Regions from separate parts of the Homo sapiens genome. Here region 1 is linked to region 2. A link is an interaction called in ENCODE POLR2A ChIA-PET data of the cell type or tissue named here. Cell type or tissue: OCI-LY7. All regions are shown on one strand. Links, peaks and the distances in the headings refer to the core of each region. The heading gives the core; the rest is flanking DNA.

The links. Peaks named below come from ENCODE experiments on the same cell type or tissue, not always from the same donor. Only the 100,000 strongest peaks of a DNase experiment are listed, where the experiment ranks them.
Region 1: POLR2A ChIA-PET joins it to region 2 with 6 read pairs; 3 of 35 experiments call an interaction of 5 or more read pairs at or near these places.

Annotation. Positions count from the first base shown.
Region 1 is chr9:36,246,669-36,249,374 of GRCh38, reverse strand. It overlaps GNE (glucosamine (UDP-N-acetyl)-2-epimerase/N-acetylmannosamine kinase), which reads left to right. Exons shown (of 12, transcript NM_005476.7): 2 at 1-183. The coding sequence starts at 20. Among named protein-coding and RNA genes, the nearest start is that of GNE, 10 kb to the left of the region's middle. In OCI-LY7, for the core only: a CTCF peak has its summit at 1,144; a DNase peak (open chromatin) is centred at 1,124.
Region 2 is chr9:36,498,315-36,501,343 of GRCh38, reverse strand. No RefSeq gene overlaps it. Among named protein-coding and RNA genes, the nearest start is that of MELK, 73 kb to the left of the region's middle. In OCI-LY7, for the core only: no CTCF peak of the experiment used is centred there; a DNase peak (open chromatin) is centred at 1,643.

The DNA of each region.
Region 1 (2,706 bases), core at 1-2,500, 250 kb after region 2:
AAAACGAAACAAGCAAATCATGGAGAAGAATGGAAATAACCGAAAGCTGCGGGTTTGTGTTGCTACTTGTAACCGTGCAGATTATTCTAAACTTGCCCCGATCATGTTTGGCATTAAAACCGAACCTGAGTTCTTTGAACTTGATGTTGTGGTACTTGGCTCTCACCTGATAGATGACTATGGGTAAGATGAAAGCATTTTCTTATTCTTCATTGCAACAGTGTGCTAGAAGGAGCTTGGGTTTTGTAGCCATATGGGCCCAGCTTCAAATTCCTGTTCTGCTGCTTAGTTTTTATGTGGCCTTAGAGTAGTCACTTAGCATCTCTGAGCCTCAGTTTCCTCATTATATAATGTAGTGAAAACTTATATTGTAAATTATTGTGAGGAATGGAGATCATGATATAGAGCATCCATCACAATGATGCCGCTTAGTAGATGATTGATAAATGGTAGCTATAAATAATATTACTGTTTGTTATTAGTTGTTACATTCAAACAAATGCCACTTATAAATACATATTGTATGAGTATAATAATGTGATTCCATGTAAACTGTTTTGTGAGCTGTAATGGCAATCTTTAAAACTGGTTTATAGGCCAACAGCATATAAAGTAGTAGATATGGAACAAGATTTTAAAAATCTAATCTGCAAGGTAAAGTAGAGAGTTACATTACTGTCACCATTGACATTTATTTTGCTGACATTAGGTTTGTTATTAATCACAGGCTACATTTAAAAAGTGAAAGTTGGGCCGGGCACGGTGGCACATGCCTATAATCCCAGCACTCTGGGGGGCTGAGGTGGGTGGATCACCTGAGGTCAGGAATTTGAGACCAGCCTGGCCAACATGGTGAAACCCTATCTCTACGAAAAATACAAAAAAAAAAAAAATTAGCCAGTTGTGGTGGCGCATGCCCGTAGTCCTAGCTACTCGGGAGGCTGAGGCAGGAGAATCACTTGAACCCGGGAGGCGGAGGTTGCAATGAGCTGAGATCACACCACTGCACTCCAGCCTGGGCAACAAGAGTGAGACTCCGTCTCAAAAAAAAAAAAAGCAAAGGTTGAATAATCTGAGAGAACAAGGCGTATTACATACATCTTGATGTATGTAATAAAAAGTCATTTAGTGCACCCTTGTGGCATGAATATATTAATGCAGTCTCCAAAGAGGATCACAAATACAATACTGTATCTGAAAGAACCTTGCGTTAAAATAAAATTGTCCTTTTCAGACTATTCTTTAAAAACAAGGTGGGAATTCGCTACTAGGAAATACTTAAAGAGTAGAGAAGAAACTTAATGGATAGCTCAGGGATCCACAGATTTTTTTTTTTTTTTTTTTTTTTGAGACGGAGTTTTGCTCTTGTTGCCCAGGCTGGAGTGCAGTGGCGTGATCTCGGCTCACTGCAACTTCCACCTCCCGGGTTCAAGTGATTCTCCTGCCTTAGCCTTCCGAGTAGCTGGGATTACAGGCATGCGCCACCATGCCCGGCTAATTTTGTATTTTTAGTAGAGACGGGGTTTCTCCATGTTGGTCAGGCTGGTCTCAAACTCCCAACCTCAGGTGATCCACCTGCCTCCGCCTCCCAAAGTGCTGGGATTACAGGTGTGAGCCACTGCGTCCGTCCAGATTTTTTTTTAATATAAAATGAATTCTGGCTATTTAGGAGCATCCTCTCAGTAGAACAGAAATTTTAGCTAGAGCCTGAGATGAAAGTTTGAGTGGGTTCTTTTACTGCTCTGAGAAAGCTTTGACAGGAAGACTAGTGGAAGAGAGGCTCTCAGGGAAATGGTAGTAGGTTTTTTATCTGCCTACCACAGTTACCAAGGGTGGAAGAATAGTGTTTATCTGATGAGACCGTTAAATAGGAAATTTGACTAGTACTTAATGAAAATGCATGTTTAAGGTACATTCTAACACAAGAAATTGGTTGCTTCTTGGGAGAAGAATTGGATGACTGGGAGACAAAAGTGAGAGACTTTTCACCATGAAATGTTTTCTTAAAGAAAAAAGGTTTGGCCAGGCACGGTGGCTCACACCTGTAATCCCAGCACTTTGGGAGGACGAGGCGGGCGGATCACGAGGTCAAGAGATTGAGACCATCCTGGCCAACATGGTGAAACCCTGTCTCTACTAAAAATACAAAAATTAGCTGGGCGTGATGGCACACGCCTGTAGTCCCAGCTACTCGGGAGGCTGAGGCAGGAGAATCGCTTGAACCTGGGAGGTGGAGGTTGCAGTGAGTCAAGATCGCACCACTGCACCCCAGCCTGGGCGACAGAGCGAGACTCTGTCTCAAAAAAATAAAAAAAAGGGTAAAAAACATTTTCCCCTAAGTGTATATAAAAAGTGCTGACCACTGTTAAAAGTTTAGTCTCTTTCTTCCTAATAAAAAAATTCTCTGGCCGGGTGCAGTCGCTCACGCGTGTAATCCCAGCACTTTGGTAGGTCAAGGTGGGTGGATCACCTGAGGTCAGGAGTTCAAGACCAGCCTGGCCAACATGGCAAAACCCCATCTGTACTAAAAATAGAAAAATTAGCTGGGTGTGGTGGTACATGCCTGTAATCCCAGCTACGCAGGAGGCTGAGGCAGGAGAATCGCTTGAACCCGGGAGGCAGAAGTTGCAGTGAGCCTAGATCGCGCTACTGCACTCCAGCCTGGGCAACAGAGCAAGACTTCATCTCAAAAAAAAAAAAAAAAAA
Region 2 (3,029 bases), core at 229-2,728:
GATCTCGGCTTACTGCAACCTCTGCCACCCGGGTTCAAGCATGTCTCCTGCCTCAGCCTCCTGGGTAGCTGGGACTACAGGTGCGTACCACCACACCCAGCTAATTTTTGTATTTTTAGTGGAGACAGGGTTTCACCATGTTGGCCAGGCTGGTCTTGGACTCCTGACCTCAAGTGATCCACCCCCCTTGGCCTCACAAAGTGCTGGGATTACAGGCATGTGCCACTGTGCTCAGCCAGGGTCTAAAGTCTTAATAACCAGCACTAATAATAATGACTTCTACTTTACTCCTTAGCCAAATTAACTACTCATCTTTGCATAATAATTGTGAACATTTGCTGAGTTCTTACTTTGTCAGGCTTTCTTCTGAGACAGGTAGCTAGACATATATATGTATGTATATCATATATGTAATATGTTATATATATATTATATAAGTTCATACATACTCATTTAATCCCTGTAACAACTCTTTGAGATTGGTACTTTTATAATCCTCGTTTGACTGAGGAGGCAACTAAGGCTGACACAGCTGGCAAGTGGCAGTCTTACTTCGGAACCACACCAAACTCTGTGCTATTCATTTCGAAGGTTTTTGTCATGCTACAACTGGCTGTGTAGGGCTGTTACTTAAAGAGGCAGCTGGGAGTATGCGTTGGAGAAAAGAGTGGTTCATTTCACTGGCACTAAAACATAAAAAGCAACCAATGACAAAAACCCTGAGTCTTATAGATTGCCACACTGCTGTCTTCTCTGAGACCCTTCATGGCTCCCCTCTACTAAACAAAGCCAAGATCCTCAGCCTGGTGTTCCAGAGCTTCCTTAGTCTTGTCAATTAGCCCTAGAAAGGGCTTTCTCTTATACTATGGGAACTTCTAAAACCATCTCTCCCATCATTTCATACCCATCTGGGAGGCTGTTATGGGATGAATTGTGTCCCCTAAAAAAGATATGTTGAAGTCCAAATCCCCATGCCAGAGCGTGAGCTTGTTAGGAAATAGGGTCAGTGCAGAAGTAATTAGTTAAGATGAAGTCATACTGGAGCAAGGGTGGGCTCTAAATCTAATATGACTAGTGTCCTTATATGAAGAAGGCCACATGAAAACAGAGGCAAACAGGGAGAACGCTATGTGACTATGGAAGCAGAGATTGGAGTTATGTGTGGCTGTAAGTCAAGGATTGTCAAAGATTGCCAGCAAACCACTAGGAGCAGGAAGAGGCAAGGAAGTTCTCTGGCAGGTTGCAGAGGGAGCATGGCCCTGCTGACACCTTGATTTTGGACCTCTAGCCTCCAGAATTGTGAGAAGATACATTTCTGTTGTTTTGAGCCATCCAGTTTGTAGTACTTTGTTACAGCAGCCCTAGGAAACTAAAACAGAGCCTTGGCCAGTTAACTCCATCACTGCAGATTTGAGTCCAAGATGTATGGGAGGGCCTTCTTTCTCTTGTTCCATTTCTTTGCTCTCAGCGGGCAGTGGCATCCTTGGCTGTTTGCTTACATAACACACAGACAACACACCCATGACATTCCCCCTATCTCTTAATGCAGACAGCACACCAGTAGTCTGTTTATTTCCCGACATGCCCTGTGCAGGGCTGGTACAGGTCCCCTGCCCCCTGCCTCTTCCTGGCTCAGGGCCAGCCCAACCCCTCTGGGGAGACAGTAGATTGAAGCCCCTTTCTGGGTTGCCTAGGCGACAGTGCCGTCTGAGTGCCCTGGAGCCAGGCAGCTGTGGCTGCAGGGAAGCGAGGGACCAAGGGAAGCTGGGGGTCAGAAAGGAGGATTAGGGGAAAGACCCAAAGAGAGTCCTTTAAAGTGGCTCTAGAACAAACACAAAAGGTAAAATTAAAACTGCAGCATCACCATAACCAGTGTTATAGAGCAATATGCCGGACTTGAGATGGAAAGGAAAAGGCTTCCCTCAGGGAATTCTATACGGAGCTTAGCTCTATGGGTCTCGGAGTCCAAGCCCCATTCAAACTTATGCTTTGAGGCCTTCTGGCAGCACAAGAGATCAAAAGATGACAAAACCCAGGCAAATAGGGACTGGCATTTTGCACAGCAAGGGCAAGTCTTCTATAAACAGCAGTAAGATACACAGTGAATGAAGAAAGATGCTTGCAGTTTTTTGGTTCACAATTAAGTGATGTCTGCTGTGTGTAGGGAAACATGCTGGGTGCTATGTATGAAGAGTGAGGATACAGACAGAAACACAATGCCATTCTTGCCCTCAAGAAGCCCATAGTCCTTCCTTAACCCAATCATTACTTCAAGAATGGACTTCTGCTGGGCGCAGTGGCTCACGCCTGTAATCCCAGCACTTTGGGAGGCTGAGGTGGGCAGATCACCTGAGGTCAGGAGTTCAAGACCGGCCTGGCCAACATGGTGAAACCCCATCTCTACTGAAAATACAAAAAAATTAGCCAGGAGTGGTGATGCATGCCTATAGTCTCAGCTACTCGGGAGGCTGGGGCAGGAGAATCGCTTGAACCCGGGAGGTGGAGGTGCATTGAGCTGAGATCAAGCCACTACACTCCAGCCTGGGCAACAGAGCAAGACTCTGTCTCAAACAAACAAAAAAAGAATTTCTAAGGCTGGGCACAGTGGCTCACGCCTGTAATCCCAGCACTTTGGAGGCCGAGGCGGGTGGATTGCTTGAGGTCAGGAGTTCGAGACCAGCCTGGCCAAGATGGTGAAACCCCGTCCCTGCTAAAAATACAAAAAAAAAAGAGCCAGGCAAGGTGGTGGGTGCCTGTAATCCCAGCTACTCGGGAGCTAAGGCAGGAGAATCGCTTGAACCTGGGAGGCAGAGGTTGCAGTGAGCCGAGATCGCACCACTGCACTCTAGCCTGGGTGACAGAGCAAGACTCCGTCTCAAAAAAAAAAAAAAATCAACTTATATAATAGCAAGCTGGAATGCTCCAAGGCAATTCTTCTCAGTCCAGGGGTTAGAAAGGGCTTCAGAGAGGCATGGGACTCAATCCTAAGTCACTCAGGTCATCACATCTCCCTGGTCACAGATCAGTAT